2 separate regions of the Homo sapiens genome follow, and region 2 is linked to region 1. The links are chromatin loops, found by intact Hi-C in ENCODE. Cell type or tissue: Caco-2. All regions are shown on one strand. Each heading gives the region's core, and the rest is flanking DNA. Links, peaks and the distances in the headings are about the cores only. Region 1 overlaps GRB14 (growth factor receptor bound protein 14). Region 2 has its middle 190 kb from the start of GRB14.

The links. A loop is a pair of places that touch in the nucleus more often than their neighbours do. Peaks named below come from ENCODE experiments on the same cell type or tissue, not always from the same donor. Only the 100,000 strongest peaks of a DNase experiment are listed, where the experiment ranks them.
Region 2: it touches region 1 in a loop (10-fold over the local background); 4 of 110 quality-filtered maps call a loop at or near these places.

What each region holds. Positions count from the first base shown.
Region 1 is chr2:164,532,003-164,548,297 of GRCh38, reverse strand. It overlaps GRB14 (growth factor receptor bound protein 14), which reads left to right. Exons shown (of 14, transcript NM_004490.3): 3 at 482-638. Among named protein-coding and RNA genes, the nearest start is that of GRB14, 81 kb to the left of the region's middle. In Caco-2, for the core only: a CTCF peak has its summit at 9,826 (motif pointing right); no DNase peak of the experiment used is centred there.
Region 2 is chr2:164,423,926-164,440,220 of GRCh38, reverse strand. No RefSeq gene overlaps it. Among named protein-coding and RNA genes, the nearest start is that of GRB14, 190 kb to the left of the region's middle. In Caco-2, for the core only: a CTCF peak has its summit at 9,821 (motif pointing right); a DNase peak (open chromatin) is centred at 9,840.

The DNA.
Region 1 (16,295 bases), core at 5,327-13,326:
CTTAGTGAAATAAGTCCTTCTTTCTTTTCTAACAGAAGGAAAAATATTGCATGATCTCAGATGTGCTGTCTAAAAATAAGTCAAATATGCAGAGATAGAGAACAAAACAGTGGTTACCAAGGACAGTGGTGGGGTGGAGGGAAATGAGGAGATGTAGATCAAGGATACAAAGTAGCAGATGTGTGGGATGAACACATCTAGAGCTCTAATGCACAACATGAGAACTATGGTTCATAATAGTGTATTGAATTTGGAATTTTGAGAAATGAGTAGATTTTAGCTGCCTTTGCCACACTTGCAAGAAAATGGGTAGCTATGTGAGGTGATAGACATGTTAATTTGTTTTACTATATAACCATTTTGCTATTTATTTATATATATCTCATAATATCGTGTTGTATACTTTAAATATATACAATAAAATTTATTAAAAACACAAACAGGAATATTTTAGGTCTTTTTCTTGTTTCTACCTACACAGGTGATTAAAGTATACAGTGAAGATGAAACCAGCAGGGCTTTAGATGTACCCAGTGACATAACGGCTCGAGATGTTTGTCAGCTGTTGATCCTGAAGAATCATTACATTGATGACCACAGCTGGACCCTTTTTGAGCACCTGCCTCACATAGGTGTAGGTAAGGATACGGAGTTATTGTCTCACATCATTGCTTTTCTATTTCTTGTTCAGCTCCCTCTTGAACACCAATAATTCTTAGATTTGGTGTTTTGAGATAATTTTCTATATCTTGTAGGTGATCCCAGTTCCTTTTCATTCTTTTTTCTTTTTTTCCTTCTGATCATGTATTTTCAGATAGCCAACTCATTGATGTTTTCCTCTGCTTGATCCATTCTGCTGTTGAGAGCCTCTAATGAATTTTTCAGTTCAGAAAATGTAGTTCTCAGGTTCACAATTTGTTGTATTTTTTAAAAAATTCAATCTCATTGTTAAATTTATCTTATAAATATCTGAATTGATTTTATCAGTTTCATCCTGGCAGTCACTGAATTTCCTTAAAGGTGCTATTTTAAATTCTTGGTCAGAGCTCACATATCGCTGTCTTGCTGGGGTCACTAACTGGTTCCTTGTGTCTGTTTAGAGAGATCAAGGTTCCCTGTTCGCTGTTGTTTTTGTGGATGTGTGTCTGTATCTTGGCACTGAAGGATTAGTTATTTATTCGAGCCTTCTTTACCTGGCTTCTTTTGTTCTTTATTGGATATATTCCTTAGAGGTTTTTGCCCATAGGTCATTGCCTTCTTTTTGGCTCTAGGTGGTGCCTTAAACCTAGGTTCGCCTTGGCTCTAGTGAAGGTCAGAGCACTGCACTTTCCAAATGGGAGAGGTTCCCAAAGGGGATATCCCAACAGTTTGGGACAGCTGGCTAGGGACCCATGGCCAGGGGACCTGTGGGATGAACCTCCTATCGTGTGGTGCTGCTGAACAGCCACTCTGATTTGGTGTCTCCTTTGGCTGGGTTGCAGAGCAGAGTTTCTGGGGCTGGGAATGGTTGTCCTGCCCCCTTTTATGTCTCTGCCTGTCCTCAGGGATATTTCTCCCATCAGGCAATCACGATGCTTCCTATGATTAAGACAGAGGCAGATCTTCTGCCAGGGAACCCAAGATGGGGTAAGAGGTTGTCTACCTTAATCTCACTTTTTCTGGTGTAAACACAGTGAGTTGGGGGAAAGTTTTTCACAAGCTTGTGGGAGGGGCATCGTGGTGGATATGGAAGTTTGATTCTCTTACCATCTGGAGCTTTTCTTTACTTTCCTGTCGCCCGTGGAACTGCCTCATCTTCATATTTGAGTTCTGGGATACTTCTGGGGAAAATCTCAGTGCTATTTATTTGGTTTTGGTTTTCTGTTGGGGAGAGTGAAGCCAGTGGCTTCTTTGCCATTATTTTTCAGGAAGTCCTGCTTTTCTGTTTATTTTAGTATAGATCCTATGGTGAAGATTTTCTTCCGAGGTACAAAAATAGAAAAGAATTATGAATAATCATTTCTTTATTCTTTTATTTTTTGTTATTTGTAGTCACAAGAGAAAGAAAGTAGCGCAAAGTAGAAACAAGCCTAGAAATTTTTATAATTTACCCACCCCTCTTCATTTAAAGATCTATGGGAATTTTAGACCTAAAACAGCTCAAATTGATGGAAGAATACATTTCATAATAATTTTATTAGCACAATGCAAAGTGTTTGATTTATTTAAAAAAGTAAGCTGTCATTTGGACCACATTTTGAGTCAATTGTAGCACAGACAGGTACAAATATCCATAGCAGTGGTTCTCTTTATGGTAGTGTAGACCCTAAATTTTTCTTGAAGAAATAAGTAAGTCCTTCACATTTTTAAGACATAAACACAAGGAGTAGCCTCTTAAAATGTTTTATTTGGAAATGCATCTCTATTGTGAAGTGTGAAGGGCTTAAAAATATTCTTTTAGTATGTTCTAAAGAATTCGTTCTACTAGAGTGAGACAGGATTTGGCAACAATTTTGTCCCCTGATTTCTTATTTTTATAGATTTGTTTTCAAAACATGTTTACATATAAGTAGATAAGACAGGAAGGAGTTCGTTATGGCAGTGTCATTCGATTCTTTGAACTCCTTATTAGTTTCCTGTGGTTGCTGTTCCAAATTACCACAAACTCGTCTTAAAGCAACAGAAATTTATTCTCACATTTTGGAGGCCAGAAGACTGAAATCCATATCACTGGAGTGAAATCAAGGTGTCGTCAGGGATGTGTGTCCTCTGGAAGCTCTAATTTCTTGCCTCTTCCAGCTCTGGTGGCTGCCAGCATTTGTTGGCTTGTGGCTGCATCACCTAATCTCTGCCACTGTGGTCATATTGCTTTCTGCTCTTCTGTCTGTGTCAAGTCTCCCTCTTTCTTATAAAAGCGGTAACATTTCGGGCCCACCCAGATAATTCAGGATAATCTCCATTTCAAGATCCTTAATTTAATACTGTCTGCAAAATTTTTTTTCCACGTGACATTCACAGGTTCTAGGAATTAAGATGTGGTTATCTTTCGGGGGCTATAGTTCAGCCTGCCACAAACTTCATTGCATTATATGTTTAACAACTTTTAGTAAGAAATCATCAAAATCATTTTAAATAATTTATCAGTGACAGCTCCATTAGTTGCTTCAATTTGTTCAGACTTGTGAAAGAATTTTATACATAGTCATTAGAGTCATTTACTTTCTAGCATAGCTGCCAATATACAAAATCGTCCCTTTGTTTGATGCATTCAAGAGTTTATGCCTCAGAGCAATGTGCCAATGAAAGGTTCTGTTCAAATGAACATCCTTTCTCTTATGAAATGGAATTAAAAATGATTTTGGCAGAAAAGGTGTGTTCTTAGAAGGATTCATTTTTTAAAGATTTGGGAAGTGGTTTTTTTGAACACTACATGCATTCCCTGAACCATTTAGAAAATGTTTGTACTTCTGATTTGACAACTGGTGTCCTAGGACATGTCAGAACCTCGTGAAGGGGATAGAGTAAGGCCTGTGGAGAGGAAGCTAGAATTGTTCCACGGTATCCTCAGCTGATAGCTGATGAGCTACAATAGTGCAACTGACTTTGACAGCTCAGCCTAGATAGTTATCAACCTGCCAAGGACGCTTGCTTCTAAAGGTATGTCATACTGGCCAATATGACTTGTTGCCTCATCTTCTAGGACAGAAGAGGCTCAACATATATTTTCTTCATTGCCACTTGTGACTAGTTTAACTTCTATACATGATAATTAATCTCCTAGAAGTATGGTGTTAATTCTCAATAGATATCTGCCCTATTCCAAGCTATTTCATTTAGCTCCTAATTAGCATAATATATTATTACAGTATTTTATATTCTTAAATTTTTCTTTCGGGGGGACTTAAATTTTTTTTTGTTATAGTCACTACCATTTATCTCTAACAAATAGCTTTGCAGTTCAGTAATAAAAATCTGCTCTGTAAATCAAGAAGTGTTTTTCCCTGAGAACACTGCAAATTATTTGTATTAAGGAATAAAACACACAGGTCTTTTAATGCAAAAGCTGAAAGTGGAACACTGGGAATTAATTTGATCCACATACTAAATTTAAACTTTTAGGCATCAAGTAGCAATAGAAGTTTATTTCTTTATTACTGTATTTTCTGGAAACTGCTGAAATAAAATCAAAGATATGAGCATATTCTCATGACTTCATCAACCATGCATTAGACCAAAGCTCATAAGAAAGAATTTTATTTCCAGAGCCTTCTTGTGTTTTTGTTTTCCTTTGGTTTTTCACTCAGATTATATGTTTAAACAGAACAATTGAAAACATTAATGCTACCCCAAAACTAACATGTATTAGATTTAATAGCTTCCAGTTCTTTACCGATGTAAGAGGAGAGTAATCACTATTGAGGTACTGTCATCTTCCTCAGCACAAAATATAAACAGTTTTGTCTTTAAAATGTTTTTTGTTTTAGTTTTGCCTTTTTGCTTAGTTTATTATAATCTTGCAATATCTATTCAGTCTAATTGTGGTAGGAAGTAAAATGTTCAATTTAATTTGCATATTTAAATGAATGGAAAGAACTACAGTGGTTTTTTTCTCCTTAAATGTGATATGCAGCTACAGATACTCTTTGTTAACAGAATAAACCGCTGACATCTTTACTGCAAGTCTTCTGTGAGTGCTACTGATGTAAAGAACCAAAGGATGAACTATTTTCCAGAACTTTAGTGATCAGCTAGTCGGCTCTGCATATTGTTTAAGAACCATTCTTGCACTCTTTTTGTCCAAAATGATGAATTTTCAATAAATAAAATTATATTTGGTTTTCTGTTCCTGTGTTAACTTGCTTAGGATAATGCCCTTATTGAATAGGGAGTCCAGCATCCATGATGGCTGTAGGAGTGTGGCTTTATTTCTTTTTATGCAGGACATGATTTCATTCTTTTTTTTATGGCTTCATAGTATTCCATGATTTATATGTACCACTTTTTTTTTTTTCTTTTCTGAGACAGAGTCTTGGTCTGTCTCCCATGCTGGAGTGCAGTGGCGCGATCTTAGCTCACTGCAACCTCCGTCTCCCGGGCTCAAGCTATTCTTGTGCATCAGCCTTCAGAGTAGCTGGGATTACAGGCACATGGCACCACAGCCAGCTATTTTTTTTTTAATTTTATTTTTAGTAGAGATGGGGTTTCACCATGTTGGCCAGGCTTGAATTCAACTCCTGAGGTCAGGTGATCCACCCACCTTGACCTCCCAAAGTGCTAGGATTACAGGTGTGAGCCACCATGCCTGGCCTATATGTACTGCATTTTCTTTATCCAGTCCACTGTTAGTGATTCTGTGTCTTTGCTATTGTGAATAGTGCTGCAATGAATGTAAGAGTGCAGGTGTCTTTTTATTTATTTTGGATGTATGCCCAGTAATGGGATTGCCGGGTTGGATGATAGTTCTTTTTTAAATTTTTTGAGAAATCTCCAAACTACTTTCCACAGTGGCTGAACTAATTTACATTCCACCAGCAGTGTATAAGCATTCCCTTTTCTCTGCAGCCTTGCCAATATCTGCTGTTTTTTTTACTTTTGATGATAGCCATTCTGACTGATGGGAGATGGTATCTCATTGTGGTTTTGATTTGCATTCCTCTGATGATTAGTGATGTGGAGGAATTTTTCATGTTTGTTGGCTACTTGTATGTCTTCTTTCAAGAAGTGTTGATTCGTGTCCTTCACCACTTTATAATGGGGTTGTTTTTTGTTTGTTGAATTAGGTTCATTATAGATTCTAGATATTAGACCTTTGTTGGATGCATAGTTTGCAAATATTTTCTCCCATTCTGTAGGTTGTCTGTTTAATCTGTTGATAGTTTCCTTTGCTGTTCAGAAGCTCTTTAGTTTAATTAGGTTCCACTTGTCTATTTTTGTTTTTGTTGCAATTGCTTTTGAGGACATAGTCATAAATTCTTCCTCAAGGCTGTTGTCCAGAATGGTGTTTCCTAGGTTTTAATCTTTTAAATCTTTAATCCGTCCTGAGCTAATTTTTGTATGTGGTGCAAGGTAGGGGTCCACTTTCATTCTTCTGTATTTGGCTAGCCAGTTTTCCCAATACCATTTATTGAATAGGGAGTCCCCTCCTCATTGATTATTTTTGTCAACTTTGTCAAAGCTCAGATGGCTGTAGGAGTATGGCTTTATTTCTGGGTTCTCTGTTGTGTTCCATTGGTCAATATGTCTGTTTTTGTACAAGTATCATGCTGTTTTGATTACTGTAGGATTATAATATGGTTTGAAGTGGGGTAATGTGACCCCTCCAGCTTTGTTTCTTTGCTCAGGATTACTTTGACTACTTGGTCTCTTTTTGGGTTCCGTATTAAGTGGGAGCTAAACATTGGATACTCATGGACATAGAGATGGCAACAATAGACACTGGGGGCTACTAGGGGAGGAAGAGGTGGGAGGAAGGGTTGAAAAACTAACTGTCGAGTACTGTGCTCACTTTCTGGGTGACGGGTGCGATTGTATCCAGACCTCAGCATCACACAGTATACCCATGTTAAAAACTTGCATATATATATATGTGTGTGTGTTTCTTGAATTGAAATAAAAGTTGAAATTATAAAAAATAAATAAATAGAATTGTAAAGGGAAGGGCATAGTATCTATTTATTTAAATTTAAATTATTTATTTAATTTTTTTTAGAGATAGGGTCTCTTTTGCCTGAGGTGGAGTGCAGTGGTGGAGTCATGGCTCACTGCAGCCTCAGATTCCTGGACTCAAACAATCCTCCAGCCTCAGCCTCTGTTATTATTATTATTATTTATTATTATTATTTTTTGGAGACGGAGTTTCACTCTTGACACCCAGGCTGGAGTGCAATGGCGCAATCTTGGCTCACTGCACCCTTCGCCTCCCAAGTTCAAGTGATTCTCCTGCCTCAGCCTCCCAAGTAGCTGAGATTACAGGCACCCACCACCACGCCCAGCTAATTTTTGTATTTTTTAAACTAGAGTCAGGGTTTCACCATGCTGGCCAGGCTGGTCTCGAACTCCTGACCTAAGGTGAACCACCCCACCTCGGCCTCCCAAAGTGCTGGGATTACAGGCGAGAGCCACCACGACTGGCCTATTATTTTAAAAAATATTTTAAATACAAAAATAATCTATCTCATTGTAAATACCTCAAAAATCATGAAGTAAACAAAATTATTCATAATTTCAAGACCGAGATAACTAATGTTAACATTTTTTAAAACTCTTTAATCAGTTTCTCTACTTTAACATAGTTGCTATATGTATTAACTCTTATAGACTACCTTCTTTTTCTTTTTTCTTTTGTGCACTTAAAATATATCTTGAGTATTTGTAGTTTTTTACTTGTCATTTTACAGATTCCACAAAAATCAGTAACTCCTCTTGCCTTCTCTGGCTGCGTTACCCAAACAGTTTAGCAAATATTTATTGACAATTTTGTACCAAGCCTATATTTTGCTGTAGATTCTGGGGATGCAGTATGAGCAAAACAGACAAAAAGTATTGCCCTTGTGAGTTTGCATTTTCACTGGGAGAGAGACAGGAAACAAGGCCTAATATTTGTTATCCCGTAGAGGATGATAAGCTCTGGGGAGGGAAAGCAGGAGGAAAGAGGGAGAGTGAGTGCTAGAGCAGAAGGGAGATGTGCTTTATTTTTTATTTATTTATTTAGAGACCGAGTCTCACTCTGCTCCCCAGGCTGGAGTGCAGAGGTGTAATCTCAGCTCACTGCAACCTCCACCCCCCAGGTTCAAGTGATTCTCCTGCTTCAGCCTCCCAAGTAGCTGGGATTACAGGAGCCTGACACCACACCCAGCTAATTTTTGTATTTTTAGTAGAGACAGGGTTTCACTATCTTGGCCAGGCTGGTCTTGAACTCCTGACCTCATGATCCACCCGCCTCGGACTCCCAAAGTGCTGGGATTACAGGTGTGAGCCACCACAACCAGCTGGGAGATGCACTTTAAAGAGGCATCAGAGAAAGCCTCCCTGACGGAGTGATGTTTGAGTAGAGAAATGAAGCACGTAGCAGGCAGGCTGTGCAATTAAGTGGAAGATTGTTCTAGACAGAGGGAACAGCAAGTGGAAAGGCCTGGACGTGGCAGTGTGCTTGTGTTCAGGAAGCAGCCTAGGGGCCATTGCACCTGGAGTGGAGTCAATAAGGTGGAAGGTAATGGGAGAGGACATCACAGAGTTGCCCCAGGACCAGATCGTGTAGGGTCTCATAGGCCAAGAAGTGGGCCTGGCATTTACACTGAGTGAGAGAAAAAGCAAGGGGAGGTCTTTGAGTCAGAGAAGAATATGATGTGATTTAGTTTTAAAAGTATACTACTAAGGAGACCAGAATGCAAGATTTGACCTTTTATTTTGCTTTTCCATCAGACTACCTGTGGCTCCCTGGAATGATCCCCACCTATCTGTCATTTCTACTAGCTGTACATGCAGCCATTGTACCATCTTCACACGTGGTCTGTTTATGAGATTTAGTGTTTGTGAGATCCTGAGGCCTCATAGGTAAGGATATTTTGACTTATAGGATAGATGAGAGTTGAGGGTTTTCTGCACTTTAGCTCACTTTTAGTGACCAAGATAAGCTTAGGCCAGTTTCAGAGACATTCCGAGTTGTGAATACATATGCTACTATCGTTGCTTCTCATCTGTCTAAACCATATCACAAGCTACTAAAAGCAGAAGGGGGAATACTTGAAATTCAAAATGTGGTAAGTTCCTGAACCTGAAGTCTAATTTCAGAGTTAAATTTTCTGTGGCAAAGGAAACTTCAATCTTATTAGTATTTTTTTTTTCCGAGATGGAGTCGCCGTCTGTCGCCCAGGGTGGAGTACAGTATGTGATACTGGCTCACTGCCTCCTCCGCCTCCCAGCTGCAAGTGATTCTTGCGCCTCAGACTCCTGAGTAGCTGGGATTTCAGGCGTGCACCATCACGCCTGGCTAATTTTTGTATTTTTAGTAGAGATGGGGTTTCACTATGTTGGCTAGGCTGGTCTTGAACTCCTGACCTCAAGTGATCCATCTGCCTTGGCCTCCCAAAGTGCTGGGATTACAGGCGTGAGCCACCACGCCCGACCGTTATTAGTATTTTTAATATAAATGCATATGTGTGATAGCTACTACTAGTGTGCATAGAGTATGTATTTTAATATCCATTTACATGCAGGAATACAAAGATCTAGATTCCATTAGATTCTGTAATCTGCATTTTCCACTGAAGCAAGTTGGTTTCTTCCCACCACAATATTTCAAGCAAATGTTCCTGAGATTCTGCGGTCGGTTTGCCTCTGTCTCACTCTACATCTCTCTCAGGAATGCTATAATTTAAATTGCAAACCACCAGGAAAACTTTCGTATAAACGTTCCTAACCCAGGTGGTAATGAAATTACTGAGATTGAACTGAGCCAACCCAGTTCACCTTATAGCAGAGCCAGATATTTATTTTGGCTGAGCGAGAGAGAATCATGCTAAAAGTTACCTGTTTTTGAATTTGTACAAAACATGAATTGTATAATAATACTATGTTTGGAACTTTGAATGCAATGTCCATGTTTCATATCCTCTACCTGTAATTATTAATATATGGCTGCTGAGAATTTTAATAGGCAGAGTCAGTCATGGAAGACAACTAAATATCTTGATTTTGTTATGAATCTCTGAATGGCCTGATTTTGGATCATATTATTATATGGTTCTACTTGTACACACACTTTGACAGACATTGAATTTAAAATGTCAGCACATCAACAAATATTTCTCCTTTCATGATGTAGTAAACCAGGTTTTGCAACTGGTGTGGTTTGCTTCACAGCCACTGGATGTCACTATAGTTCCCCAGATAGAATCCTCTGTGCTGTTATAATCAATGTAAGAGTAGGGTGGGGGAAAAACTTTAGCTTCAAGTCCTCTGAAACTTAATGGGATCCATGTTTGTCTTGCTCCCATTCTGATTCCTAATTGAAGCCATGGTATGAAGCAGTGGCAATTAACACAATACCTCAAGCGCATACCTACAGACTCCTCGGGAAGAGGAATTAATTGTATTTTAGTATCATTGCTAGGGACAGCTGAGATTTCCATTGTGAATATCATTGTGGAGTGGCTTTAATAAGCAAAATGAATGACTGGAGGCTTTTAATGAAACCATTTTAATGTGTGCAGCTATGCCCACGTGATCGCCTTAAGACAGAAGCGATGCACAGTGACAGTGAGGGAATGGTTCACAGCCTCCTGCTTGGAAGCTGCTCCTTCGCTCTTTTTTTTTTTTAACAAAGGAAGTACAAGTGTTTTTCCTCTTCTGGAGCTGACATGTAGTTGGACTTCCTGTGCAGTTTATAACATACCAGCCATCAGAGTTGTGACCACCCTCATCACAGCAGAAATCATTGTGAAGCCTTTGGGACATGTGGCACTGTGCTTCCTTCCATAAAGAGAACCATGTGCCCTGACCCTCTGGGCTTTCAGGAGACATGGTGTCCTGGTGGCACGCACAGACCGGAAATGGGCAATATGTAACTAGCAAAGATAGTAAGTGCCCACAACTAAATCTGCTTCTGATTCAGCTGATTTTTTCTTCTACATATTCTTATAGCCTCGGCTACATGAATTCAGGTCCGAGCATCTCTCCCCTCAGGTATTATGTTAGCCTCACAACTGGTCCTCCTGCCTCTGGTAGTACCAACATTATCCATCTGAATGCAGACCTGATTCTTTTTGCATTTGGATCCAAGGTCCTCTGTGGGGCTTGTAGCATCTTGTGACCTGTCTGCCCTTCATAGCTGCAGTCTTAATGTCTCACCCCTCCCTCCTTTTAGTTTATACATTAGAGAACTGCCTGCAGATGCCTGCATATACTACAGTTTCTACTCAGTTTTCTTGTTTGTGATGTTAAGAGTCACAGGAAACCCCTTCCTGTCCATCTTTACTTGGCTAACTGCTATGTATCTTCCAGGGCTTAGTTATTTTAGTTAAAAATGTCAGGAAAGTAAAACCCCAGCCTTTTCTTAAAAATACTTATGGCAATAAAGATGAAAACTCTGAGCTGTCCAAGCTGACTGATAGGTAACGTAGTGCCACTGTCCAGGGAGAGTGGAGAGAGAAAAGCAGTTGGAGGCATCCCATGCTCAGCCTTGTGAAGTAGAATCACCCTTTCCATCTATCTGACAGCAGGCCGGGAGACACACCTGCCTCTTACACTTGCCTGACTGCATGGCGCAAACTGCTGCTGCTGCTCCAGGGCTGTTCCTTGAGATGATCAGGATGCTTGCTGCCACCGTCCGTACTCATACACCCCTTGGGCAATTGCAAATCCTGAAAACAGCAGAGAGCTGCAGGAGGCACTAAGAGTGTTAGTGATGAATTGTGTCCTGGGAGGTGATGCTTCCACAGGACATACTATATAGGTGGGTGTGAGAAACAAGCCGTGTGGACAAGATTTAGATACAAGGTTGTTCAAAGTAGATTGTTTATAATATCAATTAACTAGACAAGTAAAACCTCAGTATAAAAGGAGAATGTTATAAATTATAGTACATCCATAGGTTGTAATGTTATGCAGCTTTTGATCATGCTTTTATTCTTCCTTTGAAGACTGATGTGGGTAAATGTAAGGTTGTGGTGACGATTGAATAAAATCAGTGCATAAACATATGATGTTTTCTAATATTATAAAAAGTATATACACATACACTCATATAGAGCAAGAGAAAACGACAAGAAAGGAATATACTGAAAGGTTAGGTGCTTATTCCTGATTGACAGGTTTAAAGATGTATTGTGATTGTAAGTTATCTGTATTTGTAAAATTTCCTTTAATGGAATGTATTATTTTAATAATCAGAAAAAAGAAATAAACACAATTTTAAAAACTTTTAAAGAGATTTTTAAAGCCTTAGCTCAGACATCTTTCTGAAGCCCCAAGTTGGACAAAATACACATCTTCTTTGCTGCTGTAACAGTTTCTACAACTATCTTAACAGTGATCAAATTATTAAAATTAGACAGTAATTCCATGGAGCTGGGACTCTCTGTACACTGCATCTTTGTAACCCAGGGTCTAAGACAAATAAATGTGTTTGGAACTAAGTCATACTAAACTGTAAGGCATTTATATCAAAAAATTAAAAGGATGGATTACAAAGTACATAGAAGGAATAGGCTTGGAAAAGAAGCCAAAGAAATCACATGCTGTGCTCAGATAGAATTTACTCTTGAGTCCTCAAAGAATGCTGTGAGAACCTTCGAATTAATGGAAGCTGTCTGTAAGCTCTTCAGATATTTACCCAGTCAACTCGAGATCATATATATGCAGGCATTTTTGTGGAAAAATAAGGCTGCCTCTGAATATAAGTTCCAATGGTTGGGTCGGAGTTAATTGGAGACTATTTCCCCTCGCAGAAGAATGAACTGCAGGGCTTTATAGCCATCAAGCTGAAGTGTCACAATTTTCCTATTATTGCACTTGGGGAGTTGAATGTGTCTGATGGCAATTTTCTGAGGGATCCTGCTGGTATTAAGTAGTATTCTTAGGTTAAGGAACCTTTTAGAAATTGAGCTGTGTTTTATTCTTTGCTTCTCCAGTTTTTGTTTTGCTTGGCCAGAGGCTGTTCATTTTTATCTGAAAATAAGATTGACAAAATGTATGTAGTTTCTACCCAGCATAGAGAAGTACAAGGACCATTTGTCTCCTGGAGTTTCCTGTAAAAAAGGTATTCAAAAAATTGTTTTCTGAGCGAATTAGAGGTAAAAGCCACTTTTGTTTCTTCTCTTATCAAGTGAGAGAAGAGTAGGGACTCAGGTTTCTATTTGAGCTCCACGCTGTACTTGGCAGTAGATTCAGCAAAGAAATCCAGGCAGAAGGTCACAGGTGAGCACTCTCCATTCTTGGAGGATTGAGGTTTTTAAAAAGACTTTGATGTTAAATCAACAGTTTCAGAAGAAACTTCTTGCTTTCTTCTTCTTTTTTCTTTTCTTTTTCTTTTTTTAAAGAAAGAGTTTCTGAAAATTCAAAAACAGAATTACATGTAGTTATCATTATTTGGTAATATTTCTTTTTATTACCATAAGACCTCACTGACCTATTAGAAACAAAAAACACAACTTAAGGCAATAGGAAATTTTTGTTTTTGTTTTGAAAAAGCCTTTAAAATGCTTTTGAAGCTTTTCTTTTTCCATCTTCTTGATTGCTATGTTGAAGTAATTTAAGAGGGCTTCCCTCCTATTTTTCTACCTACATATGAGTGGTAGTTGACAATTGTAATTTACTTTCCAATGCCCGAAAAATAACGTCAGAAAGTTTTATTTTAAATAGACTTGTATCTGTGAAGTTTTAATAACATGTTTTATTATAGTATTTTAGATGGATTTTATAAAGTTTTAAAAATAAAGTCTAAAATAATAATTTTGAATTCATGTGATTCCTACCTGTGGTCACTTCTCAAATGGTAATTCAAAAAGTACCTGAGTTCATTCTGGGTTTTGAACATAGCAGCAAAGAGCCCCTAGTTGTAGAATTCATATTGTTCCTTTTTGATATTTGAAATAAATGATAAATAACTTAGTAGGATTACTTACTTGGTTAAAATTTGCTTGGTAGGAGAAAGGTCCAAGAAAGTTTATTAAAGGCCTTTTGTTTTAGTGTTTTGTTTTGTTTTCCCTTTTCTTAGGTCTTGGTGATGGTGTTTTTTGGCTAGACCAAGGCAAGAGAAAGTTGGTCTTCAGCAACATTTCACCTCCTTTTGCAGCGTTTTTATTTTCTTCTCAAAGTAGTCCATCTAGTCATCTTGTATATTCCTGTTGAATTTTCTGTCTACTAGGGCCTGTATTTAGTCAGATATCTGCATTGAAAAAAGAAATGCTAATTTTATGTGAGATGTGATTAACTGATATTCAATTATGCCTCCCAGGGTTATTTGGATTATTGTAACATTAATCCTTTAACATAATGAGATTGGTTGGGGGAAGGTACAATTCATGCAAATTGGGATGGTGATATATAAATTTAAAAAGAATATGTAATATAATTTCTAAAAATCAGTTTCTACAATAAGAAAATTATATCTTCATTACCAGGCTAGTATATAAGGTAAAAAACTATAGCTGCATTCAATCCACTTGACTTTTATTAGCTTCCTTAATATGTTATCTGAATTTTTGATAGAATAGTACTAGAAATCTTTTTTCGAAGGAATGGAATGTATGTCTTTGGCTTTCTCACATACTCTATTTCTTGATGGCTTTTTAAAAGATGTATTTTTCTTAAGATTACCAGATTATTTTCCTAGTGCTAGTAATTGCAGTATGTAAATACTCAGTTTTATAGTTCTGTGACATTTTCTGCAAATCTTTTATCCTTTATTTTATTTTTTCAAGATTGGTATTCTGGTTTTTATTTGCATGTAGTCAACAAAACCCCTGACTAGATTCCACTTCTTGGTAACCATACACATTACGCTAGTTCTTTTTTATATTCAGACTCCTGAGTAGCTGGGATTATGGGCATGAGCCACCGAACCTGCTTAGTTCTTTAGTTACACATTTGTCATAGCTGTTCAAATGTAGTTTGATTTTTCAACCTTTTTTGTTTTATTTTCTTTTTTGATGCAGTCCAAATTCAAATGATTTGTACTTTGAAGATTGACATAATTTGAAATCTTGCCCATTACTGTTTTGTCCCTTACACTTAAAATGTGATTTACTTTCAGTTAATTAGCAAATATTTATTGAATACCTTTCAAAATAAAAGAATTGGGGCCGGGCGCGGTGGCTCACGCCTGTAATCCCAGCACTTTGGGAGGCCGAGGCGGGCGGATCACGAGGTCAAGAGATCAAGACCATGGTGAAACCCCGTCTCTACTAAAAATAGGAAAAATTAGCCGGGCGCAGTGGCGGGTGCCTGTAGTCCCAGCTACTCGGGAGGCTGAGGCAGGAGAATGGCGTGAACCCGGGAGGCGGAGCTTGCAGTGAGCCGAGATTGCGCCACTGCACTCCACCATGGGCGACAGAGCAAGACTCCATCTCAAAAAAAAAAAAAAAAAAAAAAAAAAGAATTGGAAACAACTAAGGTAGAGAACGGCAGGAGCATGAAAGAGCAATTTTAGTTGATATAGACAGAATGTGCAGGATGTAAATAGATCCAGCAGAGGCGCTAGGGAATGTCCCTTGGGTGAGAACTTCCATGAAGTTGAAGCAATGTGTGCAGGGAAAAGAACATCAACTTGGGCTCAGACATGTGGTTGTCATTCAACCTGGGCACTTGGGACCTACAAGAGGGGGCACTTGGGACCTACACCATCCAATTACCATCCAGCTCCCTCACAGTCTCCACTCCACCAGTTTCCTTCAATAACTCTTTAACTCTGCCTCGTTTCCCAGAGGGCAGAGGGTGGGTCCATATACATGGCTATTCTGAACCTCTGTTTCTATCTGTAAAATGGAACTATAACTTGCTTATTACATTATTATATTGATTTCCTAAGGCTTATGTAACAAATTACAAATTTGGTGGCTTAAAAAATAGAAATGTATTCTTTCACAGTTCTGGAGAGTCACATTCTTTCCAAGAACCTTAGGGAGATTCCACCCCTTGCCCGTTAACAGCTTCTCTTGGCTACTAGCATTCCTTGGCTTGTGATGATTTCACTTGAACCTCTGCTTCCCTGATCACATTGCTTTTCCTCTTCTGTCTGTGTTAAATCACCTGCCTCTGTCTTAAAAGGATATATGTGATTGGATTTAGGTCCTACCTTAATCCAGGATATTCCCCCCATTTCAACATCCTTAATTTAATGACATCTGCAGAGGCTTTACCACATAAGGCAACATTTACAGGTTCTAGAGATTAGGACCTGATATCTTTAGGGCCATTATTTAGCTTACTATAGGTATTATAAGAATTAAATACAATAATGAAACAGCTGTCAGACTCAGACATGCAGAAATTACTGTATTTTGAATTAGTTTCTGATACTGAGTAACCTGGCTTAAGAACAGACAGGTTATTCTTCTATTATTTGTTTGTTCTCTGGATTGTTCTTAGTCTTTTTGGGGAAAATAATCAATGCAGTTTTTATCAATGAGTTCCATACACGTTTGAAATGTGTTCAGTTGAAGGTTTAGACCTACCTTCACTCCTCCAGCACTCTGTTGGGACATGTAAATCCCCAGAGGGATATCTGTCTAACTTTTATCCAACTGTTGTCTTCATGTTGTAGAAACTCCTGCTTTTTAAGCTTATTGCTTATATCATGATGACCCTTAGGTTCATGG
Region 2 (16,295 bases), core at 5,454-13,453, 110 kb after region 1:
TAATGCATTATATGTACTTATTTTTTAAACGAGTATTATATGCCCAATTGACTGGAATGAATACAAAGTCCATCAGGTGAATACAGATTTATAATTGTTTTTAAAGCATGTATTATTTACTCAACCAACCATGACAACCCTTCTGGAGTCATTCCAGCTGAGAGGGAAATACATGTATATGTCAATACCAAATAAACCTTTTACTGAGGTTCTCTCAGCTAAGCTTAAGGCTTAACTGGCTAATCATTTTCTTTCAATCTCTCTCTTTTCACAAACAGATTCTCAAAATCTTGTTCACTCTTTTTAGCTAGCATTATCATCATTTGTGAACTAGATGAAAGCTATACAATGTCTCATTCTACTCAAACAAATGCAACAAATTCAGCAAGATATATTGTGTGTATGTACATGGCATTAGGCCCTTATACTGAGAAAGAAAAGATGCCCAGTTCTCAAGGCAAATATAATCGACTTACATAAATAATAGAGGTTAATAAATGATTTTATATTATAAATTATCCAATTTGTTTTAAAATTTGCTAATAGGCAGATTCAAGAGAAATTAAATAGTCTTCCTCCCTTTTCAGATATACAATTAAATTCCACTCTGCTTTTTTCATAGAAGTAAACATGTTAGGTGTCTTTTCTTCCTTCTCTGAGTTTGTAGAATTATCCCCAAATTGTTTTCCAAGCCTTTATTTTCTATAATTGTAGTGTCTTTACTTTTTACAATAATAGGTTCACTGCATAACAGTACACTGGAATTCATTATCTATTAACTTCTAAAGCTCAAGAGAGCTGTATCATGCAAATTCAGGCAATGCATTCAGAACCTATGCCAAATGAAAGATGGTTGCTGTAAATCATAATGTAAACCATGTCCTATGGTTGGTAGAGTTAAAATCCCTGTTAGCTTTGAGAAGAAAATATATTGCTTATTACCAGAAAAGTTTAGTACATAGAACTTCCATTTCCAACTGAATGATGTTTAAGAATTTTAAAATTTCAAAGGAACTTTAGGAAGACCCTGCTAATCTTTGTAGTTCAAAAATGAATGCATGAAAAAGAATATATTTCTTGAGGTCATCAGGAGTAATCCTTTCCATATTGTACATATGTGAGGATTGTTCTTTTGTTGTAGATAGACTCTGTTAGCAGAAATTGGTGATGTTTGCAACTCTCTCTGTCAGACTTGAGGTCAGTCTGAGACTCTTGCTAGTAGAATCTCCCCATGTGACAGGATGTGTTAGTCTGTTCTCACCCTGCTAATAAACACATACTTGAGACTGGGTAATTTATAAAGGAAAGAGGTTTAATTGACTCACAGTTCCTCATGGCTGGGGAGGCCTCAGGAAACTTACAATCATGGAAGGAGAAGCAAGCACATTATTCTTCACATGATGGCAGGAAAGAGAAGACACAGCAAAAGGAGAAAAAGTCCCTTATAAAACTATGAGATCTCATGAGAACTCACTCACTATCATGAGAACAGCATGAGAGTAACTGCCTCCATGATTAAATTGCCCCCTACAGTGCCCCTTCCAGGGCACATGGGGATTATGGGAACTACAGGTTGGGTGGGGACACAGCAAAACCATATCACAGGATTTTGAGCCTAGGTGTGTTGCTGGTGGCTGCTACTGTCCAGTGGTTTCCCAGGGGGTGATTTGTTTATGGTTTATGGGAGTTTGTTGCAGAGGAAATCTTAATTATGACAATGTGGTTCAGAACTGAGGCAGGGAGAGGTGGAATGCAATCTCTTTATTAGAAACAAAAACATAAACTTACCTTCCTAAAATGTTTCCTCGGGGAATTATAATGAAGTAAGGTGACCTTATTTAACAACAAATTAGACGCTGAAATTTTTAATCATGGATAAATTATCAGCCCAGCAACTATATTAACATTTGTTTTACTTAATTATGGATTAATGTTGTTCCACATCTGATAGTAAAGGCTGTTTAACTTAATATTTTTATACATTTTATACTACTACTTTTCTTTTGGGTTTTCCTGTTACTTAGCTCCCTTATTCAAGTCTACCCATCCTTTCTTTGATATTTCTTTTTTTTCTTTCCTTCCATTTTTTTCTTCATCCACAAATACTGATTGGAAATTTCCTACATATTCCTCTCTGAATTAGGATCTGAATGAAATAATGATTCAAGTCTTTAAAACTGTCATAGTCTAAGGGCGCTCTCTCTCTCTATATATAAAAGATAATAATCCAGTGTTATGAGTGTATAAGTATAGTTTTAACAAAAATTTCTGGTAAGACAATGTTAGTTGGGATTCCTTGGTAACTTGAATTTTTAAAATTTTGTTTGATAATGGACATTTCTTTATGTATTAACCTTTAGCAGAGAAAGAGTCTTTCTTAAATTGAAGAAAGACATTTCCTTGGAGGAATCAAAATGACTCTATTAAAAATTATTGGAGAGTGCCCCAATGCCTTTCTGAGTATCTTGCTTAAATATATGCATTTTTAATAATATAATATATGTAGTAATAAATCCATAAAAGTATGATATATAAGTAAAAGCTTGAGCTCGTTGAAAGTACTGTCAGTATCATTATAAAACCTAAACAACCAGAAGAATAACTTACCAAAGAATAAAATTAAACTTTACATATTCATTGTAAAAAGGATTGTAAAAAATACTTGCACTACACTTACTCCTCACTTTTTTAAAAAAAGACTTTAAAAACTGTCCATAACTTTGAGGGAAGATTGCTAGTAAATAGTATGAAATCATTTTTTTAACCTCTCACATCATAAGTATATTTTCTTTACTATTTTATAAGGAACTGACTTTCTTTCTATGTTCTTGTTCTGTAGTGTGAAGTCCTTTGTGAATGAGCCACATTTTTTACTCATTCAAGTCCCTACAGCATAATCACATAGATTAACTCACTTGGATCGTTAATTGTTACACTGTAAGAACTCCACAAACTTGATCAGAGAGGTGAGTAGCAGTGTGACATTGACCGTGGCATTTCCTTTTCTTCGTTGTTGGTTAGCTTGTATTTTAAAATTGTTTTCTATTCTCTGGTTATTTTCCACTTGAAGAACAATATTACTGAAATGTTTTATTAGAAATAAACTACTTCCACATTTAGCAATCTCTCAAAATACTGAAGCATTTCATTAGCTGGAATAAACTCCAGGTTTCACTGAACTCTTATATTAGTAAGGCTGCAAAGTGACATCTTCTTCCATATGCCTTCTATGCTGCCATTAAAATGAAAATAACTCAGTAAATAAAAAGCATGGACATCAAAGCAGTGCTACAGTTGCATTTCAGAAAAATAATCTAGATAAAATTTTGATTTTTATGTTTATTGATATTAACACTTTGAGCTTCTCTTCCCTCTTTTACACAGATGGTGGCTTTAATGAGTACTTTGCTTACAGTAGAACACAACAAAACAAAGAAGACCTAGGCAACTAAAAATACACTTAAAAAATAAGATAAAGCATTATGTGACATATGATTGTAAAAAAATATTTTCACCCCATTTTTCTTCCTTTCTTTTTTGAAAATGCCAAGTATTAAGGTATACATATTTTATATATTTTTTAAAGTGTGCACGTATTATGTGTTATCCTCTGTTCTTAAACATTTCTAAATGTGTGTTTGTTAAAATATTCAAAACCCACCAAGCTAACGCAAACTAGAAGAAATCAGTTTGGTATGGCAGACATTCTCAAAAGTAATTTCTTTGCAAAAATCAGAAAATACTTTCAGGCTTTCAGAGAAGAGAAATAGCAAATGCATTTTAAGGAGTTGAAGCATTCTCCCTTTCTGTCTCTCTCAGAACCCTCTGAAATCGACACTGCAGCTGAGCTGATTTCATGTTAGAAAGCTGTCCTAAATACACACAGAGGGACCCTGTGAAGGGATGTAGAGCTGTCTGCTCTCTCACACATGCCACCACACACTCTCAGGTTCTGCATTGTTTAAGAAGACTGTGTGAGGGGTCGTTAAGCTTATTCTTAAAATACAGTCTAGATAAGATGAATGAAGACTCAAGCACCTATGTACGTTTATGTCAAGGCTGGAAACAGTTTACCTGATATTTAGTTTTACATGTATTGGAAAATATAGAATCACTGCCTGTATCTTTATTGGTTAAATAAACATTCTGGTGAATATTGTGATTGATCCAGGCCTCCCCCCCAAAAATATAAGTATAAAAAGAGAGTAATTGTGCTTTAAATTGGTGTGGTTGGTTTGGCAGATGCTTTCTTAATTCCCTTGCATGGTACAATGAAGCACTGAGAAGAATCTAGGGTGATATAACGAAATACAATTCCTGTATATCTTTATTGAATGTGACACAATATAATCAAAGAATGCACATAATTAAGTGCTATAGCTTGAAGCATCTTTGACGCGGGAATTCTGCTGTTTTTTTTTTTTCATTATTTTATGTGATTGCTTACAGATTAGTTCTCTATTTGCTCCTAAAGAATATACTTAAACACTCAATCAATGAATAACCTACAGCAGTTTGTTGTAGATTCAATAATGGGGAATGGTGCATTGTACCAGGATAGTCAGATATACCCATAGGGAGTGTCAGTGGTCAAAATGCTTCCACTGCCAGAAGGTAGTCTGAAAATGGTCTGGAAATTCAATACAGCATTGACCCTACATTGTATATATGATCCACAGTTAGTTTCTCAAGCATACTTGAAGTTTCAAACAGAGCCATTAAGAAAAAAAGCTAGGAATTTAAAAAAAATCGATTTTAAATGAGTTTTTTTGTTGAAATAGTTTTAAATTTATTAGTTCAAATGAGCAGAATAGCAAAATCTAATCATTTGTATTTTAAATGTATCTAAAATTATTTTACTTTAAAAATAATTTAATAAAATAATTTTAAAAATTTAAAGTTACATACAAATATTTCTATTTTTATATGTATAGTTCATCTATTTCACCCTTTTAAAATCTGATTATCAAGCAACAAATAGTCACACATAAACACACACCTTTGTGATGTCTATCTGATTTCTATTACATTTTTTCCTATATTTCATCAGTGAAAACTGATAAGTAGAACAAGATAAGTAGCAAGGTATCTAAGTAAACAGATTAGAGCCATTTACCTAATGTCACACAAATGTGTTTCCTTTTTCCTACATTCTGAGAATTGCCAGTATCTTTTTATCTAAACACATATCAATTTTACATTTTCTAATTGTTAACTGGTTTCATTCATGTAGTTATTCCAAATTGCTTTAAGATGACAATTTTTTTGTTAATCTGAAGTTGGAGTAAGATTAGGAATTAGAATTCCTACTAGTAGAAAAAAAACCAGAAATTGGAATATACTTAGGTTTACAAAAATGTCTTGTTATCTTCATTTACTCAGAGTTCCTTTGCAGAGCTTTAATAAATTGAGAATGTACATTAAAATAATACTACATCAGATGAATCTTAGCACCTATTTTGGAAGTTGTAGGTTTCTCATTTTCAAAATTATGAAAATAGCTACATTTGTTTTTTATGAACTGCAAGTAAACTTGAATGAATTACAGTAAATATATGTAAATAATGTCTGTGTATACATACATAGGTGTAAAGATATACTTTCAGTGTTTCACTTGGGGATAGTAAATAAATAAACAAGACATAAATTTCACACACTTTAGAAGCTGGTACTAAAATCTTGGTTTGGCATTTATGGTTATTTGGTCAAATGGCATAGACAAATCATAAAATCATCCTGTGATGTTGGTGCTGTGAATAAAATTTTCTAATGAGCTTTAGACAATATCTCATTGATTTTTATAATGCAATTTTTATGTTAGATTTTGAAAGTGCTTAATAATGATAATAACTTGAATGCTAATTTTTTTCTGTATTGGTTGACAGGCTTACCTTTTTCAGCATATAAAGTACTTTGGGAAGTTGCATTAAATCTTATGGCTTATCAATTAATACAGTGGTTCATTAAGACCTCTTCACAAAATCTGCGTAAGGAAAGTGCTAATTACAGATGGAGAAATGGTGGTATAATACAAGTTAACCAATCCACATACTGAAATAAGAGTTAATTGTAATGATTCATTGGTTTTTCTATTGGAATTTCTTCTATTTTAAGATAAAGACTATACTAATCTATAAAGTGATTTAGCTGATCTTAATCTTATGAAAGATGTAAATATTCACAGTACAAATGTTTATACTTGCATCTTATGAAAACATCTTTATGTAATATATTCAAGGTGCCTGGATTTGGGCTAGGCACATAGTTAGATGTGTAACAAATGCTAACTCTCTTTCTCTGTTCTGCATTCTACATTATAAGAATTTTAATGTTTTGTCCCCTTTTTTAATGAGAGACGACTACATTTTTTAATTTGGACAAACCACCTGAGAAATTACAGTGTATATTGAAAATAACACAGCCTATAGAACAAAGTTTGCATAAAGACTGACCTGATGCAAATTTTGCATAAGGACTGAGCTGAAGGGGGTATGAGGACTAAAAGTAGTAGAAAAATTTCACTCCTACACTGTCGCATAATCATAACCTGATAGTAATATTCCTTAAGGGGGTTCTCTGGTTTACAACTAAGTAGGTTCCAGGAGGCCAGGGCTGTGAATTTGTCCTGTTCATAGTTGTTTATCCAGCAACGAGCACAAAATAGGTGCCCAGCAAATATTTTTTTACATGAATGAACAAAATGCTACTTTTTCCCTTTGTTTTTATCTTTACAAAGACATGTACATAAATTAAAATTTTATATGATCTTGTGGTATTTTAAAAATAATCAGAACATTCTATTTCAATTCTGACTAAATTATTGTTATGATTATTGCTTTTTACTAAGACTGAAGCTAAATCAGTTCTACTGTGATTATGATTCAGGTTGTGCTGAGGAATCCCTAATCTGCGTTTCTTTTTTTCTCCTCCCCCTTGCTAAGTGATATTATACCTAGCACAATATTCCTACCTCAACTATGGGACCTGTAAGGGTTTAATGATCTTAATTTATGTATCCTCATTTATTACGTAGTACTTGTAAACAAAGACCTTTACATTGATGCCTGTGAATGAGACATCCAGAAGAACTTTTCACATACCTAGAAATTAGTGCATGCTCTACTTTCACTGATGCAAATATTTACTAACAAGAGAGAAAAAGAAAATAATCTTTCTCTCTCGTTTTTTTCCCTTTTCTGAAACCTAAAAGCATTTTGTTTTCTAGAGCTCTGTAAAAGTTAAGCACATAAAAGGTTAGGAGCCTGACTTTTTTCTGTCGTGTATATCTTTGAAAAATTGGTTTATGAAGAGTCATACATCATGTAGCCGGACATATGGGAATAGTTAAAGATTAAGGTAAATAGACAAATTGAACTGCTTTAAATCATTTTCCTGGTTTCAATTTTATGAAAGAGCTTATGAACAAAAGCTGACATTAAGCAATCACAATAGGCTCTTCTATATGTTTTAGACAGTGGTAAAGACTTTAGTGTCAGAGAGTGTTGCATCACCAATAGTTACATCAATTTGATTCGTGTCCAGATTTCAAAAATGTTACCTTGTCAAACCATAACCTTTTCCAAGTCTTTCATTTGTCATTGTTTTGTAGATTATATCATTTATTTTACATTACCTGTATCAGAAAGCATGGATCATGGATTATAAGATTTTTTTATTATATGTTGGTTGTTTTTGTTTTTAAAATAAAATTAATACTGTAGGCATTTGTGTTCAAAAGGGACTAATCAAATATTTTGGAAGGAAGTTTGATTTCATGTAACAAACATTACTGTAACTTCACCTAAGGAGACCTTTGGTTCCTTTTTGCTTAAAAATATATTTCAGAACCATTAGGAGAACATTTTAAATAAATTGAGTAAATATACTGAACTTTTCAAGGTATCTAATACACTAAAATCCTGTGGAGAGAAGCTGGCTGCTTGACTTTAAGGTAAGTCCTAGGAATTTGCCCAGTGGCATGGTGACAAACCCCTACTCTTATGAAAATTGCTATGAGATCTTTAATGTCCACACAGAAGAGGAAGGATTTGAGGTTTTGTGGTCTCATTTGAAAGACCCCTACGTAGTAAACTGCATGGAACTCAATTTATCTACCTCAGAAAGAAGAGAAGTCTTTGTAGCTCCTGTACCTATAAATCTAAGAAATTCTGTGAATATATGCCTTCATATTCATGCAGCACCAATTCCCTTCTTAAAAATAATAAAAATAACAAGGTCTATGATCATCACGTTCATATAGATAAAAATCTATTAACTTTTCATCGTTATCACAGTTCTCCTATCAAAGTGTAGGCATTCGTGGGGCAAGCTCACCTCCCCTGGTAGCCGTGCAGAGGTAGATGAAGATCTTTTACATACTTCTTTGTTGGTTTGCCTTTTATAGTGTATGTGCTTGATTTAGGAACTGCTGATGGTAAAAAGGTAATTTAAGAAGACTATAAATATTTGCACAGATATGCGAACCCAGCTTGTAAGACATCCGGCTAACAGGTTTTCCCATATTCTGAGCAAAGTGAGTGATAGGAAAAAAAAGTAACTTCTAGAAAATGTTGACCACGTTTAATTCAGAGCTTGATCTGATTCTATGTGAGGTAACACATACTTTAATGCCCAATCTGGAGACTTACCTATGAGGTATTGTGCACGTGTTAGCTTTATTTTCTTTCCAAACATTCTATTTGTCACTAGAAAGATACATAAGAAATAATCTAACAGAGTTTGCTGAAACATCTCAGAATGTAAATGTATAAACTGTTTCTCCATAAGAAATGTGGGTGTAAAAGAGGAAAACACTATCATGTATATTTTGATAAAATTATAGCAATTTTGTGGGTTGGGAATTTCTCTGGAATTCGGTGCCTCTAGCAATTTTGTCTTCAGTCTTTCCTTATTGTGTGCTTAAGCACAAACTATGTTGGTTTGGCAGTTTTGATGTACTTAAAGCCTGAGATTTTTGTTTTTTAGGTCAGGTTAACTAAGTAGTTTGTTTCTATAAATGCCATTTATGATTGCATTACTATAAATCCATAATTTTGAATTCCTCTACTACATCTTTAGTACACCAACCTGGAAAGATGTATCTGTGATTTAAAATTGAATACACACGTCTTTCCTGTATTTGTTATTTACAACCATGAAATTCTATTTCAAAATATAAACAAAACCAGTGTTTTACAGATACTCTTTCATTTTTTCAGCAGGCCCATTGTACGCAGGTTTATTATGTGATTTATTTGTGAGATGAAGGGAGTTAAAACTGAGAGCAAACAAAAGTGATCATTTAATCATTTGATGGGGTCTTTTTTGCTCACCTTTACAACTGGTATTGATTAAAACAAATAAGATTAATTAAAAATTTGAATTCAGAGATAAAGTTTTTTTTTTTTTCTTTTTCACTGTTACTGGAAACAATGTAAATTCAATCTTTCATTGTACATTATGGCTTTGGGTGTGAAGTAACCTTTTTCTTTAAGGTGTTGTCATTAGTTAAGTTTTTCTCAGTTATCCCAGCAATTTATACAATTAACACATCTCCTGAAATATCCATAAAATTTGACAATGTATTACTGAAGCAATACTCTAATAAAGTTAATGCACTATTATAACTTAAAGAAAATCTTAGATCATTTTAAATTTCTTCAGTATGCTTGATCACAGAATAATATTAAAACATTTTTAAGTTTAAGAGCACATTTAGGTCACTTTTGATGACAGATATACTTTTTAAAGGTTCTTAATATTGGCCTATAAAGCAAGTGTCAATGAGCTTGAGCTGCATACAAATGACTTTTCTGCCTTCCACAGGGTTCTTCAAAGCTGTGGGCACTAGAGGGTGCTCTTGGAACTAATACTAACAATGAGTGGCCTAAACTTGTTCTTTCAAATCAATACTATCAAGATCCAAAAATGTTTCGAATGAAATACTATATCATTATTAGTTTTTAACACTGGGCTCTGTGATTGTCATCAGCCCAACTTCCAAAACAAATCACAAAAACAGCAATTAAAGCCAAGAACTCCGTAGCGTGACAATTATTTGTTGTTAAAATCAAGATTCTTCTCCTACTCTTTTAAGTATTCTCCCACTTTTTATTCAGGATGTATACATTTTTATAAATGACAAGGAAAACGGGCTTGTCAGGCAATTAACATTTTATTTGGAATTTAAATGCGCAGAGTCAGAAAAGGTTGTTTCTTAAAGGAAATGTATCAAGAGTCTGCAGTCCAACTTTTCTCATGGTATTTGTGAGGTATTGTGGGCATCCAGGGATGCTTGCACATGAGGATACAGCATCCTTATAAATGTTGTTTTATATGAAATTGTAGAATCATCACCCCCGTCCACCCCCTGCAGTTATTTATAAAGGCGTCATTGGTAGTTGCCTTTCTTAGACCTTCCCTGCAGGCATGATCAGACTCAAGCAGGCAGCTATTTCTCTTTAATTTTCCACAGCAAGCCAGTAATGCTTATGATTATTGTGAAGTCAGGAGAAGTTTAGTTTCATTAAGTGACATGTAGTGATACAATTAGTTACTTAAGCACTTCTCATAAAATGTTCCACCATGGAACCTAGGTTGTCGGATGCAGCTAAATATTAGCATCTCATATTAAACACAAGAGTAAAGCTGCCCTGTGGAAAGCACAGCTGACAGCTCTCAACATGAGCTGAATGATCATTCTCAATTGTAATCGATTCTGTAAGTACTGAACACAAACCCCCAGGCAATTGAAGAAAATAGGATGATGAAGGACTGCAAACTAATATGTTACACATCTTCATTGATTAGACATTGATTAACCATTATTTTCCTGAATGACAAACAGCTAGTGGTAAAGTAACTGAGGCTTGTGATTTATTTACATCTTAGACAGGGATGACTTCTTTATTCAGCTGATTGTGAGCTAATGCTAAACCAGGAGATAGCGATAGCTAGAGAATCCAGGCTGCTGTTTTCTTTTTCTTTCTTTTTTTAAAAAGAAATCTTCTTGGGCAGCCTTTCTAGATTTCTGGAATGTTTCTATTAGAAACAAATTTAAGTAGATTTTAAAATGATCAGCCAAATTCCAAAATACAGAACATGTACCTGTGGTATAACTACATTTAAAGGGAAGATCATTTTATAGACTTGGTATTTACAAGCATATTGATCAGTGTTTATTGAACTTTTAATTTAATTCTCTCTTCTTTTCAGTGCCTTATTGGCAATTACTCACATTTTTGGAATGAGCCAAATGAGAGTTTCTATGTGTCAGTTACTTATTTTTCTTCTGTGAAGCATATTACTTTAGAACTATGAATCTATTTAAATGTGATACATGTAAGGAAGCAAATATTTTACACTTTAATTTTTGGTTCACATAAAACTTGAATATTATGGACAATCTTAGATTTATGTAGCAAAGTCTTGCAGCAGTGTCATAATACTTAAAGCTATTTCAAAAGATTGCAAACAGTATGCCCAATGGAAAAAGTTTACTCGTGAATTTTCAGGCGATCTTTTTTTCTATTATAATGAAGGAAAGAGAAAGATACTCAATGAAATGAACTGGATTAGCACTAAGTAGAAACTAAATAATAATGAGACTAGCTTTTTTTCTCTTTCTGAAGTACTCCGCATTTTTAAGGTTTGTGGAAAACATTATTTATAAGCAGAAATAATTAAGATGTTCTGGCATTCTTCATTATAATGGTCATGATAAAGACTTTTGATGTTCAAGAAAGCGTAATTTGCTTCTCCATTGGAATTTGATTGTAAATTAGCACTAATTAATGTTCACTTAAGTGTTACAGATGTGTGCTATATGTAGTTAGTTACCAAAGGGGTAACTGTAGAAAATTTATTCTGTAAAAGTATATTAATTTAGAGTAATGATTAGAATGTCATTTAAAAAATAAGAGAAATTCATTACCATTTCCAGTGTTACAAGCCAATTTTAGCATTTATACAACTTAGGAAAAAAATTAGTAAACCATATCATTTAAATTAATATAGAGATGCATTAAACACCACCCTATTAGTTCTTCAATTATTAGACATGTAATTGTAAAATTTCATTGTATTTTGCCCTTTAATGTAATTCTAACTCTAGGTTAATAAATCAGATCTGTTATTTATGGACATTGCCAACTTTATCATAATAAATATGAGTATGCTTTTCCCCAAGCAATTTTTGTTAGTCTCTTCTAAGAAACTGGACATTTGTGTACATGTATATTAACTGAAATCTTCCAGCTAAAGATTTGTCATACGGTTTTAGGATTTAAACAATGGGGTAGAGAGAAAAATGTGTGAAGTTTAATTCTACATTTTTAATTTTGAAAATTGGAAAGCTAGTTTAGTTGTTAAAGAAACCCAGCTTTACTTTAAGGGAAACAGACTTGTTAAGTTTTAAAAGAGGAAGAATACCTAGTTGGGACAACATGTGGTGCTCTGACTTTTACAAAGGGAGCTAAGTATAAGCTTGACTCACTGAGTTGCCCTTAGTTTAAAGTAGATCAGTGGATCCATGCTAATTATAAATCACCTCCTTAGTATTATTTTGAAGGGCTGATCTAAGTTCCCCCTTAGCTTTTTACAGTACTCAGAACTTAGGAGAGGAAAGGTGTTGATTGGCTAGTGGAGCGTGAAGAAAGAGCGAAATAAAAAACCATCCAACAGCCATATCCCAGAGGGAGCTTGGAACCCCAGAAAGAAGTCTAATAGTGTGCTGTTTCCTTGTCCATCTGTGTTCAGGTGAGAGCACCACTTCAGGGGTCTGTGTGCAAATGTAAAAATCAGAAACCTAGAATTTTATAGAAGCAACGATGATGTGACATTTGCACAGCAACTCACCTTTGGGGAAATAAAAGGCACCTCCTTTGGTGTTCACCGTCTTTTCCTTTGAATGAATGTGAGTGTGTGCATGCACACACACACCCATGTGTACGTGTGAGTGTGCACGCGCCTGCGCTTATGTAGATCTGCGTATGCTCCAGTTTCTTCAAGCATATTTAATATCTTTAAAATTTTAAATGAAAATGTAGCTGTCAATTTTAAACTAATTTGGATGGACAGCAATAAAATGCAAACCTCACTTCAAATTAGAATTTTCAGTGAGGATTTCTAATGGAAAGTAATTGCTGACAATAGGAAATGACAAATTACTAATTACTTAGTTCAATTAGACTTTTGTGCCTTTGGTCCTAAGTGGCAAGCATACAGCAAATCTTGCACTTTTATAACAATTAATGACACTAAAACTATTTAAACTGCCAACAGATGTGAGTAAGAAGACATGAATTGAAACTTACTTAATTTACATACTATCCCGATTTTATATCAAGTAAATGGTGTTTAAGTTTTATGCTACAATTAAATATTACTGGTAAAGTGCAATTTTCACAGAACTTCATAGGACGAAATATCACTGTTCAAAAGCTGGTCAGTGTTAATGCTTCCTTTTCTCTTATCACAGCAGTATTTCTCTTTAAAAGACTCAAGAGTATGAATTTCTATCTATACTGTATTCATGATTACACATCAGTGTTAATTATATAGTGGCATCCTTGGTTTTTGCTTTTTCTCTATTTTTTTGTCTATTCCGTTCATCTTTGATTTCCTAACAATCTATTTAGAATCCATATATTTTCTACTTCCTTTCTTTCCCGTGAGACTAAGTCAGGTGTGGTTTTGCGAAAGGATTTTGTTGAGAAGTTCAGTTGCGTTAACTATCTCTGTATTGTTAACTTCTGGCGGTAGCTTATAGAGAACTTAATTTGCTATTCCCAGTGCTATCATTTTTTGTAATTTTGATTCTGAAAATATAGAACTTAAAAATGTTTCCAGTTATAATCAGAAAGATTTTTTTTTCCCTCCATAGGTCTGCAGCTCAGTACACTACTGCAGATGCATGTGGACCAAAGAAAGAAGGTCAAGGGATCCAATTATGTTTGCAATGATCAATTTCCCTATTAAGATTTTAAATATATTTATCCTTTTTTCAAAGCATGTAAGAAAGTATTTATCAGTGAAATGAAAATAAAAATGCTGATCAGTAGTGAAGCAAATTCACCTGGCATCTTGTGCCTATGGAGTAAGGGGAATGCTTTTAGGAACTAAACCGGCAATAAAAATAAACTTAAAAGGTTGTTATAGTAAAACAAAACACAACACTGATACAATTAAAGACTTCCAAATCATTGCATATGTAAGCAAAGAAGTGATCCACATGTAGAAACCCAAACTGGCTATTATATTCCAGTTTTCCTCTGGGAATTTCTTCAGCTCATGAGATTCTCTGCATGTCATTAAGAGTTCAGGCATCAGGTACTTAATCACCTTTTTCCTAGTGTTCTGGATAAAACTGCAAACATCCTATCCAAATTAAATGTATATTTCTTATTGAGATGGCATATATTGTGTGTCATATTAGTATTGAGAGTTCATTATAATCGGGGGAATGGAAGCTTTTTTTGTTCTACTTCCCTTGTAAACAAGAGAAAATGTAAATATACTTTGTTTTATCCTATGGATGGAGAAATGGGGGCAAATTAGAGGGTTCTAAAACTTGAGAGCAAACATATTACAGCAAGCACTTTCTCTAGGGCTTTTGCTTGATTTTTGCAGGTTTTTTCAAGACATGCAATTAAGCTATTGTTTAGAAGCAACACGGTAAACCAGATCCAAATAATCAAGGATAGTTTTTGGACAAACCTCTGTTGTTTCACCACAGCTGTAGTTTTCTTTTCTCACGAGCCCTGTGAACTTTAAGGGCTAGAAATATAACAGAGAGCATACTAGATAATAGAGGAAAAAGGAAAAGCTTAGGCAGGGGGTAGGAGGCCTGGGCAGGGACAGAGGAAAGAAAGACTTTCACAAATCACGAGAAAAATGGCACTGGCATTGTGCCTAAAAAAAGATAACGTGGAAAAGAGGCAATAGCAGCAATAGACTTAGCAAGTATATTTAGAGCAAGAATGATAGAAGAAAGAAGTGGCCTAATTAGAAGAGAGGGAAAAGGAGAGAGAGGGAGCGGGAGAGGGAAAGGGAGACGGAGAGAGAGCAAGTGCAAAGGAAGTGTAAGAAAAAAAAACAGAAAGAAATAAGCCTAGGGAAATTAGCAAAACATACGAAGCTAAGGATATATCCTCACTTGTGCCACAATACACCATGAAAATAGAATGTTTCGGTTGATTTAAACATCCAAGGAATGAGTCCTGTCTTTCTCAGTTTCCATCATCATTACTGAGACATAAACAACATAAAAATATCACTTTGATAATCTAGATTTCTTTTCTGTGGTTACCTGAGGAATTGAAAGGTATGTACTATATATATTATGCTTTATGAAATATATAAACTTGCCATATGCCTATTTCCATCTAATTTATATTGTGTACATGACTTACACATGTTCTGTGCTTAGTGAAAATTTCGGGAAGAAGGTTTTTAAGCTCAAAGAAGTTCGAACAAAATTATTTTTTAAATAGGCAAGCACGTAGAATTTCTCAGAAGATTTTGAGACAATTGTGTGGTACAGGTTTTTGAAACTTGATATTTTAACATTATATATAAATATTTAAATATCATATGTGGATACTTAAGATTATGCATATATATTTATATATACACATATATATGTATAGCTATATATATACCTCTGTATATAAAAGCTTATAGGAAGGACATTTTCTTGAGTTGCATTTTTTCATATAAGACCTTACTTAGATGAACATGCTATTTTTTAAATTACAATTCAGTTTAGGAATACCCAAGCTCGATTCTTGTCATGCGTATAATCTTTCTAGACAGGCATATAGAAGTGTTGGAAGATTGTTGTCAGCCATTTCCTTCCTCCCTCTGTTCCTTCTTTCTTCCCTTCCTATCTTCGGGATCTGTAGGGCCTCTAAAATGTCTAACATGGCCTATTTGGATGGGTTGCCCATTGGATGGATTGAATTTTATTCTGGATATGAATCTATGACAACATGGGATGAGAGGATCAGGGCAAGATTTTTTTGAAATAATCTTTGGAGGTGATCTAGAATATTTGGTAATTCGTATCATTAAAGCAGATCGTGCTATGTAGGTACTGGTCAGCAGTACATATATCCTTGACTGCTCCTTCAGGTTCAAGATATGAAGACTTTGTTTGGACAATTTAGTAATGTCTTGATAATTTATGTAATATGCTCCAACCTGGCTTGTCCTGTGGAGAGTCGATACCATTTAGGAAACTGATTAATCACTTGTTGCAACTATTGGACATCTTAGTAGAAACTTTCCCAATAAGA